Regions from separate parts of the Homo sapiens genome. Here region 2 is linked to region 1. The links are chromatin contacts, found by Hi-C in ENCODE. All regions are on one chromosome and are shown on one strand. Each heading gives the region's core, a stretch centred on a gene start or an enhancer-like site at or near the end of the contact. The rest is flanking DNA. Distances are from core to core; before and after follow the strand shown. Region 1 overlaps LOC107984311 (a long non-coding RNA gene). Region 2 overlaps MICAL2 (microtubule associated monooxygenase, calponin and LIM domain containing 2).

Region 1 (5,287 bases), core at 1,982-4,481:
GACTAGTAATGGTCAATAAGCTATGAGTAGAATTGATATGTGTCACTTCTGTGCTATGGGCCACTTTTCTGCCTTAGCATTTAACTGCTGATATGAGACCCTCCAGTGCTCAAAAGAGTTGAAGTACATATGTAGTTGCAAGACATTAGAGTCTCCATAATCCTGGATTCCTGAGTGATTCTGTGGAGCAGAGCTCCCTCTCCTCCACATGAACATGTAGCACGAGTAGGAAATAAACCTTGATGTTTTAAGCCACTGAGATTTGGGTTTTGATATGTTATCATAGCAAACCTAACTCATCCTGACTAATACACAGGATCAGAACTCTAGTAAGTGATGCAGTAGATATTTAAACCCAGACAATCCGGCTCTCCAGCCTGTGCCTTAAATCACTGTCCTTTAAGTGATTAGTGAATGTGAATTGAATAAATGAATGAATCAATGTTGAGGCCTTTGTTATCCACTCATACCTAGCAATCAAGATCCAGTTTTCGTGAGGGTTGAATACTTTCCTTTTTATTTTATTTTTTTTTTAAAAGAATACCATCTCCTTTTTATCTTGCATTGGACAATCTTGATGTTTATAGTGAGATGAATATATCTAATTACCACAATATTCAACTTGAGCAAGTCTTTTGAAGGTATTTTGCTAAATTAGAACTTTCAGATCTCATTAAAATTGAAACATTTGGTCGGCTTGATTTAGTCAATTTTGACTCTGTGTATTTAAGATGACAGTACTAGCAATCAAATGAAACTTTAATTACAATTGGAATTTTCAATAACTAATAAAAGGCACCGTCAATTTGACAGTAAAAGACAGTTCTCCACAGAAGATACCCACAGGTGCTTTTGAATTTATTTTTTTAAATTGTAAATAATAAAAAAGAACATTTTGCAACATGCACAAAATCAAAATGTAGGGAAAAATTGATTTGCATTTCAACCATGTATTAGAATTATTTTCATTTTTACATTATCTTTATAGTTTTTAAGTCATGGTAATCACAGAATGTCTTCTTTAACTTTTTACTTAATATTATATCGCATATATTTTTCAAAATTTCCTAAAGCAAAGTTTATAGTGATGTAGTCAAAGCATCATAATTTATCAGCCTCCTATTATTGTGCATCTGTGTAAGACACCCCATCTTTTTTATTTGTTAAAAACAAACTGATTTAATAGGCTCACCGTATAGCTTGTTAAAGAGAACTTGTGACTTTACTGTGTGACATAAAGGAAGAGTCTTGTTTATTTATGTGTTTATTATTATCTTGCAGTTTATAGGACAGGTAAAGACACCTAACCAGATCCTGCTGTCATCTACATTGACAAGCCATGGAAGGAAATAGAGTGCCAGCAGCAGACCCAGTTTGCCTGACATCTGACTGTACAGTGTACTCATGTCTTAAGGGTGACTGCATGGATTATGTCTAAGCGTGCATTAGTTTGCTCAGCTGCCATAACAAAATACCACATACTGGGTGGCTTAAACAACAGAAATTTATTTTCTCACAGTTCTGGAGGCTAGAAGTATAGGCTCAAGGTGCCAGCATGGTCAAGTTCTAGTGAGGGCTGTCTTCCTGGCTTGCCGATGGCTGCCTTCTGGCTGTGTGTTCACAAGAGGGGGCCATTTCTGGGGCGGGATACAAGAGGAAGAGAGACAGTTCTCTCTTCCTTATCTTATAAGGCCATCGTCCTTTCAACTTAGGGCCCCATGCTTGTGACCTCATTTAACTTTATTTCCCTCCTAAAGGCCTTATCCCAGAAACAGTCACATCGTGAGTTAGGGCTTTTACATACTCATTTTGATGGGCTACAATTCAGTCTATAACAAAGTGTCACTAAGGTACCACAGTCTAATGGCCAAAGAGAATGGGACATGATTAAACTTTAACAGGCTTCTAAACTTCAATAGTTTGTTTTCCTGAAGGACCTCCCACATTTTCCCCTTTCTGATGACAGTTACATCTGGTTATGAAGTTTCCCTCTGGGCCTTAGTACCAAGGAGCTCTGATCCCCAGCCCCATCCCAGTAACTAACGTGGTCCTTATTAGTGGAATTGTTGCCGTCTACCCTGTTTTCATTTGTCCCTTTTTGTTAGCCCAACCCCCCGACCCCCAGGTAAAGTAGAACTAAACAAGTAGACAATGATTCCAGTAGTGCTTTTGGTTTCCTTTTCACATACTATAGAGTTTCTGATTGTTTGTTTGTTTTGTTTTATTTTTGAGATGGGGTCTCCCTCTGTCACCCCGGCTGGAGTGCAGTGGCGTGATCTTGGCTCACTGCAACCTCTGCCTCCCGGGCTCAAGCGATCCTCCTGCCTCCCGCCTCAGCCTCCTGAGTAGCTGGGATCACAGGCATGTGCTACCACACCTGGATAATTTTTGTACTTGTGGTAGAGACAGGGTCTCACCATGTTACCCAGGCTGGTTTTGAACTCCTGAGCTCAAGCAATCTGCCTGCCTCGGTCTCCCAAGATGCTGGGATTACAGGTGTGAGCCACAGTGCCTGGCCTTACATACCACCAGTTTATGGTGGTACCGTATGTATTTTTCACTGAAACATACTGTACTCAACAGAGAAACAGAGGCTGAACAATGTTTGTTCCCAATAGGGGCTTAATAGTTTCCCCATATAATAATATATTACTCTGTATGTGAGGATTTTCTCTTTTCTAACATTTAAATTACCTTAAGTACTGATTAAGTTTTATCAAACTTCAAACATTCATATTTCTTGAGTGAGAGACCAATATAAAAATAATTAATTCACCAAAAGAGAATGTGGAACTAAGTTAAATTGTAAGGTCCTGAAAATGCTGGATTATAATAAAAATATCTCCTTAACCATGACTGCAGTGGTTAAAATTTAATGAGACATTAACAGTGAAGTATGGTTCTTCAGTCTCTGCTTTTGCTTTGTGAAAGTTCAGCAAAGATTTATGCTCCAAACAGACTCTGTATTCACGGAAATATACAGCTTAGTTTTTAAATATCCCTAGCACATAAAAAGGTCATTTGCTTTGTTTTATGTAATTCATGTATCTATTGGTTTGTAATAATAACCACGACCTTCAGAGGCTGGACATTTGCTGGGAGCTAATGATCTGTCAGGGTTAGAGACCCAAAGCTTCATGCTGAGACCATTAATCAGCCCACCAGCCCATAACTTCTGGGCAATACTGTCTTGCGTCAGTCATTGTGACTCAGGTCCTCCAGGCCAAAGCATGAACTTTGGAATGCTTACACTGTTGGCCAGCTTCACTGAATACCACAGTACACTGCTAATCATACTCATGTAAACCAGTGTCAGAAACTTCACACTGCAGAGGACATATCTTCTATGATTGCCACCCTTCCAAGGTCATGAGCCTGTATCTCAAAAGATGAGAACACTGGACAGATCATTATTAACTCCCTTTTGGAAGCCATTGGTCAAGTACTATTAAAAATATTTCAAAATATTTTCATACAAATGAACTTTATTAAATTAACTTTATTTATTTATTTATTTATTTATTTGAGACAGAGTCTCACTGTCGCCTGGCCAGGCTGGAGGGCAGTGGCACGATCTCGGCTCCCTGCTACCTCTGCCTCCCGGGTTCAAGCAATTCTCCTGCCTCAGCCTCCCGAGTAGCTGGGATTACAGGTGTGCACCACCATGCCCGGCTAATTTTTTTGTATTATTGTTAGAGATTGGGTTTCACCATGTTGGCTAGGCTGGTCTTGAACTCCTGACCTCAGGTGATCTGCCTGCCTCAGCCTCCCAAAGTGCTGGGATTATAGGTGTGAGCCAGCACGCCCAGCCTCCAGTGGCCTCTTTAGAGTTCTCATCCTCCACAACTTCTCTGTGACCTGTTGAGCACTTCCCTCCTAGGGACACGGCTCCACCTTGCATTCAGCAAGTCGTTATCCTGCAACTACGATGCACCAGGTGCGGGCGTCTCACTTGGCGTCTTTGCTGTCTTCCTTCTTCCATCTCTCCGACTTCTCCTCTCCTCCTTTCCTGTTGTCTCATTGTCTACTTATCCTTGGTGTTCCCAGGATTCCCTTTTGTTCCTCTTCCCTTTTATAATAATTATTGTTTGCAGTGCATTGAGGTATACTCAGCCTACCACATAAATCACCCATTTTTAAGTGTACACTTTAATTAGTTTGGGTAAATGTGCAGTGGGGATGTGTACAACCTCCATCACAATCAAGTTTTGGAATAGTTTCTTTGCTCCAAAAAGTTCCTTTCTGTCCCATCTCTGGTCCTAGGCAACTTCTACTCTGTTTTCTGTCACTAGAGTTTTGCCTTTCCTAGATTTTCATATAAATGGAATTAGTGTGTTCTCTTTTGTGTCTGGCTTCTTTCACATAGCATGGTGTTTTTGAGATTGAGCCATGTTACTGAGTGCATCAGTAGTTTATTTCTTTTTATTGTTGAATAGTATTCCACTGTATGGATACACCACATTTTATTTTTAAAAAGTCTTGAACTTTTTTTTTTTTTTGAGTCTCACTCTGTCTCCCAGGCTGGAGTGCAGTGGCGCGATCTCTGCTCACTGCAAGCTCTGCCTCCCGGGTTCACGCCATTCTCCTGCCTCAGCCTCCCGAGTAGCTGGGACTACAGGCGCCCGCCACCACGCCCAGCTAATTTTTTGTATTTTTACTAGAGACAGGGTTTCACCGTGTTAGGCAGGATGGTCTCGATTTTCTGACCTCGTGATCCACCCGCCTCGGCCTCCCAAAGTGCTAGGATTACAGGCTTGCGCCACCGCGCCCAGCCAAAAGTCTTAAACTTTTTAACCAACCTATGTCTCAGTCTCCCAATTATAAAATAAGCACAATACTGGTAACTTAACGTTTATGTGTAGAACACTTAGGACAGAGCCTGGCACCTGGTAGATAACTGCACGTTAGCTCATTTTGTTACATGTGATTGTCCACGCACTAATAATGATGAGGCTCCCTGCGCCGGTTGACTGGGAGGGTGGGAAAGCGTGGGGCACCTGGGAGTGCAGGACAGCACAGGACAGGGGGCGTGGCTTAGCAGGTGGGGCTGCTCGGGTGCGGATGCGTGGGAGGAAAGGGGCAGGGGCAGGAACTGGTGGAAGAGCTGACAGCAAGGGGAGTGGCCAAACGGAGGCGGGGCCTGGAAGGGGGCGTGGCTTGCGGGCCTCTGGGCCGCCCGGCCTCTTTAGGTGCCGCAGCGGAAGGCCTGGAGCAGAGGCTGCTTCTCCGCCCAAGCACTCCCTGGGTGAGTCCATACTCCTGGCGCGAGTACGATCCTCTCCTCCAG
Region 2 (5,235 bases), core at 2,707-5,206, 440 kb before region 1:
CCCTATCCTTGATAAGATCCTGTATAATAAACCAGTAACCGTGTTTCCCTCCTCGGGTTTAACTAATTTGCAAGGATCGCTCGTAGAACTCAGGGAAAACCTTTCCATTTATAGATTTTGTTGGTGGGGAGAAACATCCCCACTTTATTTGGTGACCAGAGGTGAGTGGTGTGAGAGTAGAGAGAAGCAGTTTTTTTCTTATACCTTGCTTCCTCCCTCCCTTCCCTCCTCTAGATTCAGCCTGCCCTAGCCTGCCTTGAAGCTCCCAGGTCCCTCCCAGCAGGACCACAGCCCACCCTGCCAACAAGAGCAGTATGTGGAATGGGCGCACACTGGGCAGGTAGGACAGGATGGGGACTGCAGCAGGCTCCAGAGCTAGCGCCAGGCAAGGTCGGCTTGGAGACAGCGAGGTGGCAGCTCTGCCTGGGCCCTGGGGTGCATGGCCCAGTGACAGGTTGTGGGTGCCTGTGCTCCTGAGGGTACCTACAAATGCCTGGACCCCCACCAAGGTGTCAAAGAGCTGGGGAAGGGGTGGAAGCTGACAGCCCAAAGAGCATGGCACAATTATACATACCCCCTTCTGCAAACCCCAGCTTGCTCTCCCCTTCACCCCTCACCCCCAGCTCTGGAAGCCTGCTCTGGAAGCCCACCCTGGTATCGCTGCAGTCTCTTCTTGTGGGAGGTAAATACACATAGCATGAGATTCTAGAAACACTGCTCCTGATCCCAGGATCGTAGAGTGAGGGAAGCTCTAGGTCCTCCCCAGCTTCTGAACCCAGCCTCTGGGAGATGTGGCCAGAGAGAGCAGCAATGGAGGCTGCAGGGCCTCTGGGCAGGGGTTGATATCCATCACCACACCAAATAACAGTAACTTGTGTGTGGGTGAAATGATGACTTCCATCAAAACCCAAGACTGCCCTTGGGAGGTCACATCTAAACTGATAAGAGAAAGCCTCAAACATAAAGCAGGGAGTCCAGGGAACTGCAAAGCAGATGACGGGCTCACCACAGCTCCCCTATTCCTGGTAGCAGTGCCCATCCTCAGGGCCTAAGGCTAACTCACTGGCTTCCAGCGAAAGCACAGGCACTAAATAGGGCTGAGCAGGGAAAGGAGTGCCTGGCAGACTGGTGCAAACAAAGCCCAGGAGCTCCTTGCTCCCTTTCTGATTAGGAAGCCCAACATTACAGCACCTTTGGAATGGTCACTCCAGACCATGTGTGTGGCTTTGGGGCCTGCAGAGGACATGGATGCAGGCTTGCTGGGGGTGTCTGATCCCTTGAACTTAGACAGATGGGACCTCATCAGAGTTTACCAAGCCTGCCACTTCTTGGGAGCAGCTGTCAGGCCTGGCTCCCCCTTCCACCCTGGCCTCTACTCTGGCCCAACCTGGGAGGGATTAGGATTCTGCTTCTAAGCATACTGTCTGCCATTTCCAGGAGGCCACAAATGCCAAGAAATTTAGCCCCTGCTTCCAAGAAAGGTTCAGGTGTATCAGCTCAGGACAATAAGCCATTGTTTGCCTGATGTTCCATCCCCTGCTGGGGCCCCCAGCTTGGCCCCTCAGATAGGGGCTATAGGATACAAAGGACTTCCTGGGCTTTGTGGGAGGAAAGGCAGGGAGGTCAGTTATATTCTCAGCACTGCCTGCCCAGCCCCTTGTGTGACTGCCTCCACTGGCACAGTGTGTGAACGGGCTCCACGGTATTCTCCCAGAAAGGCACCACAGTGATGCCAAGATACCCATGCACAATTACTGCCTCCCCTGAGTAAGCAGAGACTATACTTTTTGGAGCTTTTAATACAAATCCCTAATGAGACCTTATTAACTACTTAGCTAATAAGCACTTTGTGCACTGAGCTTCTGAGCAACCGTGACTTGGGGAGGCATTACTGAAGCATGCAGAGGGCTGCGAGGTTGCTGGGAGGTGCAGCCAAAACTGAGCAGCTGCAGAGCTGCTCCATTGTCCTGCAGCACAGGGCACAGTCTGGGTCATCTGCGCAGGGGATCCAGGATGAAGACCACACCTGGTCCCACCTTTCATTAGGTCCAAAAGCCCCCTTTCTCCCCGTGGCACCCACACATCCACCCCGAGAGGGTGACATTCCTTTTTTTTTTTTTTTTTTTTTTTTTTTAAAGTGAAATGGAAGCACCCTTAAGGAAATCAGTACTGGGTCTCCTACCTGCCCTTCCCAACCTGATGAAATGCATTCCAGAATCACCAAGAGGTAGACCAGCACTTCTTTGAGAGGCCACAGGGAAATAAGGTGATGGAGAACTTGTCTCCTGGGATGAGGGGAGAGCCTTTGAAGCCAACCCCAAAGGCCAATGTGAAGGTGAATGTTGCCCTGGGCATCAAGGGTTATCTTCTATTTCTTGACAGCAGGACGGCCTTACCGGCTCTCAGAGTGAGGATATAACTAACTAGCTGGCTTCTGCTAGCTCACTGCTCCTCAAACTCACTGTGGCTTAGCTCACTGCTCCTCAAACTATCTGTGGCTAATGACAGGTTTTTTCTTTTTAAACATTTAATCCATTATGGCCTGTTATTTCCAGATACAATGAAAATAAACTAGAAATATGATCACACACTTGAATGTGTGGCAATATCAAATGGTTCTACAAGTTTCCAACACTTACTCTCTCTCACTTGCTATAATCATGGGATTACAGCCCAGTCCCTGCCTGTGGCCCACACTTTGAGTAGCACTGCTCAGGTTCTCACGATCCTGAGAAATAAATGCTCAACTCATGGAGAAATCCTAGATAAGTCACCCTGGTGTGGACCTCAGGGTTAGAGCCAGTCCAGTGGTTCCTACCAAACAGAAGCATGCATTGATGGCAAGACACCACACTCCTGGGGAGGCTGGTCAAGAGAAGAGCTTATAATTAGGCTGGGAACAATTCATCTAAATGCAAAGTTGGACAATCTGATGATCTGGTCAAAGATGATCATGTTCCAGCCTCTAGTTTTTTTAAGAACTAGTAATTTCAAAGTCCCATGGGACTGCTTTTGCAACCCTTTAAATATCTCTCAATATTCTTGTAATTTTCAAGAATTTAGGTGCTTTTCATTACCTTTTCCTGCCTTTTGAATTCTAATTATTTTTCAGCAAATTAATTAGAACATTTCAGGAGGGCAATCATCTCACATTACACGAGGTTAACCTCACATACGCCATTTCCCTTCTGTGAGCCTCAACTTCTTCATCTGTAAAATGGAGAGACTTCCACCAACCTTGCAGGGCTGAGGAAAAGACTCCTGAAAGAACCTGGGCCATGCAGGAGGCACGCGGCAGATAGTGAGTCCAAAGCACGGCCATTGGGATAAATGCTTGAGGGAATGGATACCCCATTCTCTGTGATGTGCTTATTTCACATTGCATGCCTGTATTCAAACATCTCATGTACCCCATGCATATATACACCTACTACGTACCCACAAAAATTAAAACAAAGCACGGCCGTTTGTGCAGCTTTGCATTTCCATGTTCTGGGACTTCTCTCTTGTCTTAAATCACTTTCCTCTGCACAAGAGTGGCATGGCCCACACAGGACGAGCTCCCTGCCTCCTCTCCCCAGAGCCAATCTAGATAGAAACACGGCGACGCAGCTGTTGTCACACGCACCCATGCCAGAGGCTGCAGACGATGGCTAGACCTCTACAAAGAGGCATTTTCCAAGTGATCCTGTGACCCCACGCAGAATGATGGTCCCCGCCTAGATATCAGAGCGTTCCTCACACTGCACCGAGCTGGCCCATCTCTTCCTCAGTTTGCACTCCCTGAGTGACCTGTCTTATTCACCTCGACATTCCTGGCACAAGGCAGAAACTGCGAATGCAGGAAAAAGCAGGCTCCAGGCCCTGTTTGTGTGAGAACAATGGAAACGTTCCTCCCTGTGCCTGGAACTGAGCCAAGATTACCAGGTGTCCCGGCTACACTTCTCCGCTGAGTTTGGCCACCTGTGGCCACACAGCCTGCCAGGAGCATCGAGCAAGCCCACGTGGGTAAGGCAGCAGTGAGAGCAGAATGTGCAGGGCCTCAGAAGAGAGGGCTCACAGGAAGGGGAGCTTTTGACACGTAGGGCTAGAGGTGGTCTGTTGGATCCACTTGGGCAAGGACATCCTCACTGAGGAGTCCCTGTATGAGAAGACATCAGAGGACAGCCTGTTGGATCTGATTCCTCGGCCATATGCCCAGGGCTGGGGGTAGGAGGGCAGGCAAAGAACTGAAATCACTGTGTTCAAGGGTGTCTGGAAATTACAAGTTCAGAGCTGAGACGCAGGCAGGCCTTAGGGGCTGTGAGCTCCCAGTACAAGCACATGTCTGCCCACCTTCGTCCCCTGGTGCCAGGCACTGTACTGCTGCTGATCATATGCGCTTAACTCCCAGAGCCCTGCAGGTGGGTCTGATAATCCCCCTTTGCAGGTGAGGCAGCTGAAGTTCAGGGAGGCTCTAACTCACCTGAGGATGCACTGTTCTCAAATGGCTGGGATGAAAATGGAACCCTGAAGGTGACTTCTTTTCCTTTAGAAAGAGAGGGATCAACATGCATTTTAGGTAAATAAGCTTTCTTTCCGAATTCTCTTCCACTGGGGAAAGAGAAGCTTTACAGGATACTTCAGGCATTTTGCATAGGTTAGGACATTGCAGTATTCCAGTTACCCTCAAGAGTAGTTGCTGTCCTCTCCACTTTATAGGTTAAGAAACTAATGCTCAGAGAGGTTCACAAACTTGTCCAAGGCCACACAGTGAGTAATTGGTGCTCTGAACTGAAGTCTGATTTGAAACTCATATCCTTCTTCCACACCAGCACTACGCAAATTAAAATCCCCCAAGCTGGGATGCACACAGGAGACCTCCAAAAGGTTGCCTAGCTCTATTCCCAGGATAGAAGGAGGAACAGTGAGGTTGGAGGCAGCCTTGAGACCTGTCCCTGAGATTTATCCTCCTACCAGGTCAAACAAAGGCGGGATGCCCCAGACAAAACTTCCCAGCATTTCCCTGTTTCTCTCTACTATGCAAATCTCTCGAGTAAACCCTGCAAATCCAGTTTTAAAACAAACACCCCAAGGGTAGAGAAAGCTCCTTTTGCAATGCTCAGTGCTCTTCTGACCCTGGAGGACTGAGGGGCAATTCCCAGCCCAGTGAAGGCCCCCACCCCTCCCACTTGCCCAGCTGTGCAAACGCTCAGTGCCTTCTTGTTCCTGCAAGAGCTCAACGGCATGGCAAAC

What was found. A loop is a pair of places that touch in the nucleus more often than their neighbours do. Pooled maps may share reads with other maps.
Region 2: a map of vagina shows a loop between it and region 1 (3-fold over the local background). The contact joins two enhancer-like sites. A Hi-C loop is called at or near these places in 2 of 168 maps with a recorded cell type or tissue (heart left ventricle and vagina) and 1 of 50 pooled maps.

Annotation. Positions count from the first base shown.
Region 1 is chr11:11,811,420-11,816,706 of GRCh38, reverse strand. LOC107984311 (a long non-coding RNA gene) reads left to right here. Exons shown (of 4, transcript XR_001748134.3): 4 at 1,282-2,152. Among named protein-coding and RNA genes, the nearest start is that of USP47, 28 kb to the left of the region's middle. Within about 2 kb of position 3,231, at least 7 of the 41 ENCODE cell types and tissues checked have a DNase peak (open chromatin) inside an H3K27ac peak, as active enhancers do.
Region 2 is chr11:12,248,477-12,253,711 of GRCh38, reverse strand. MICAL2 (microtubule associated monooxygenase, calponin and LIM domain containing 2) reads right to left here. Exons shown (of 28, transcript NM_001282663.2): 22 at 4,466-4,528. Among named protein-coding and RNA genes, the nearest start is that of MIR6124, 87 kb to the right of the region's middle. Within about 2 kb of position 3,956, at least 15 of the 41 ENCODE cell types and tissues checked have a DNase peak (open chromatin) inside an H3K27ac peak, as active enhancers do.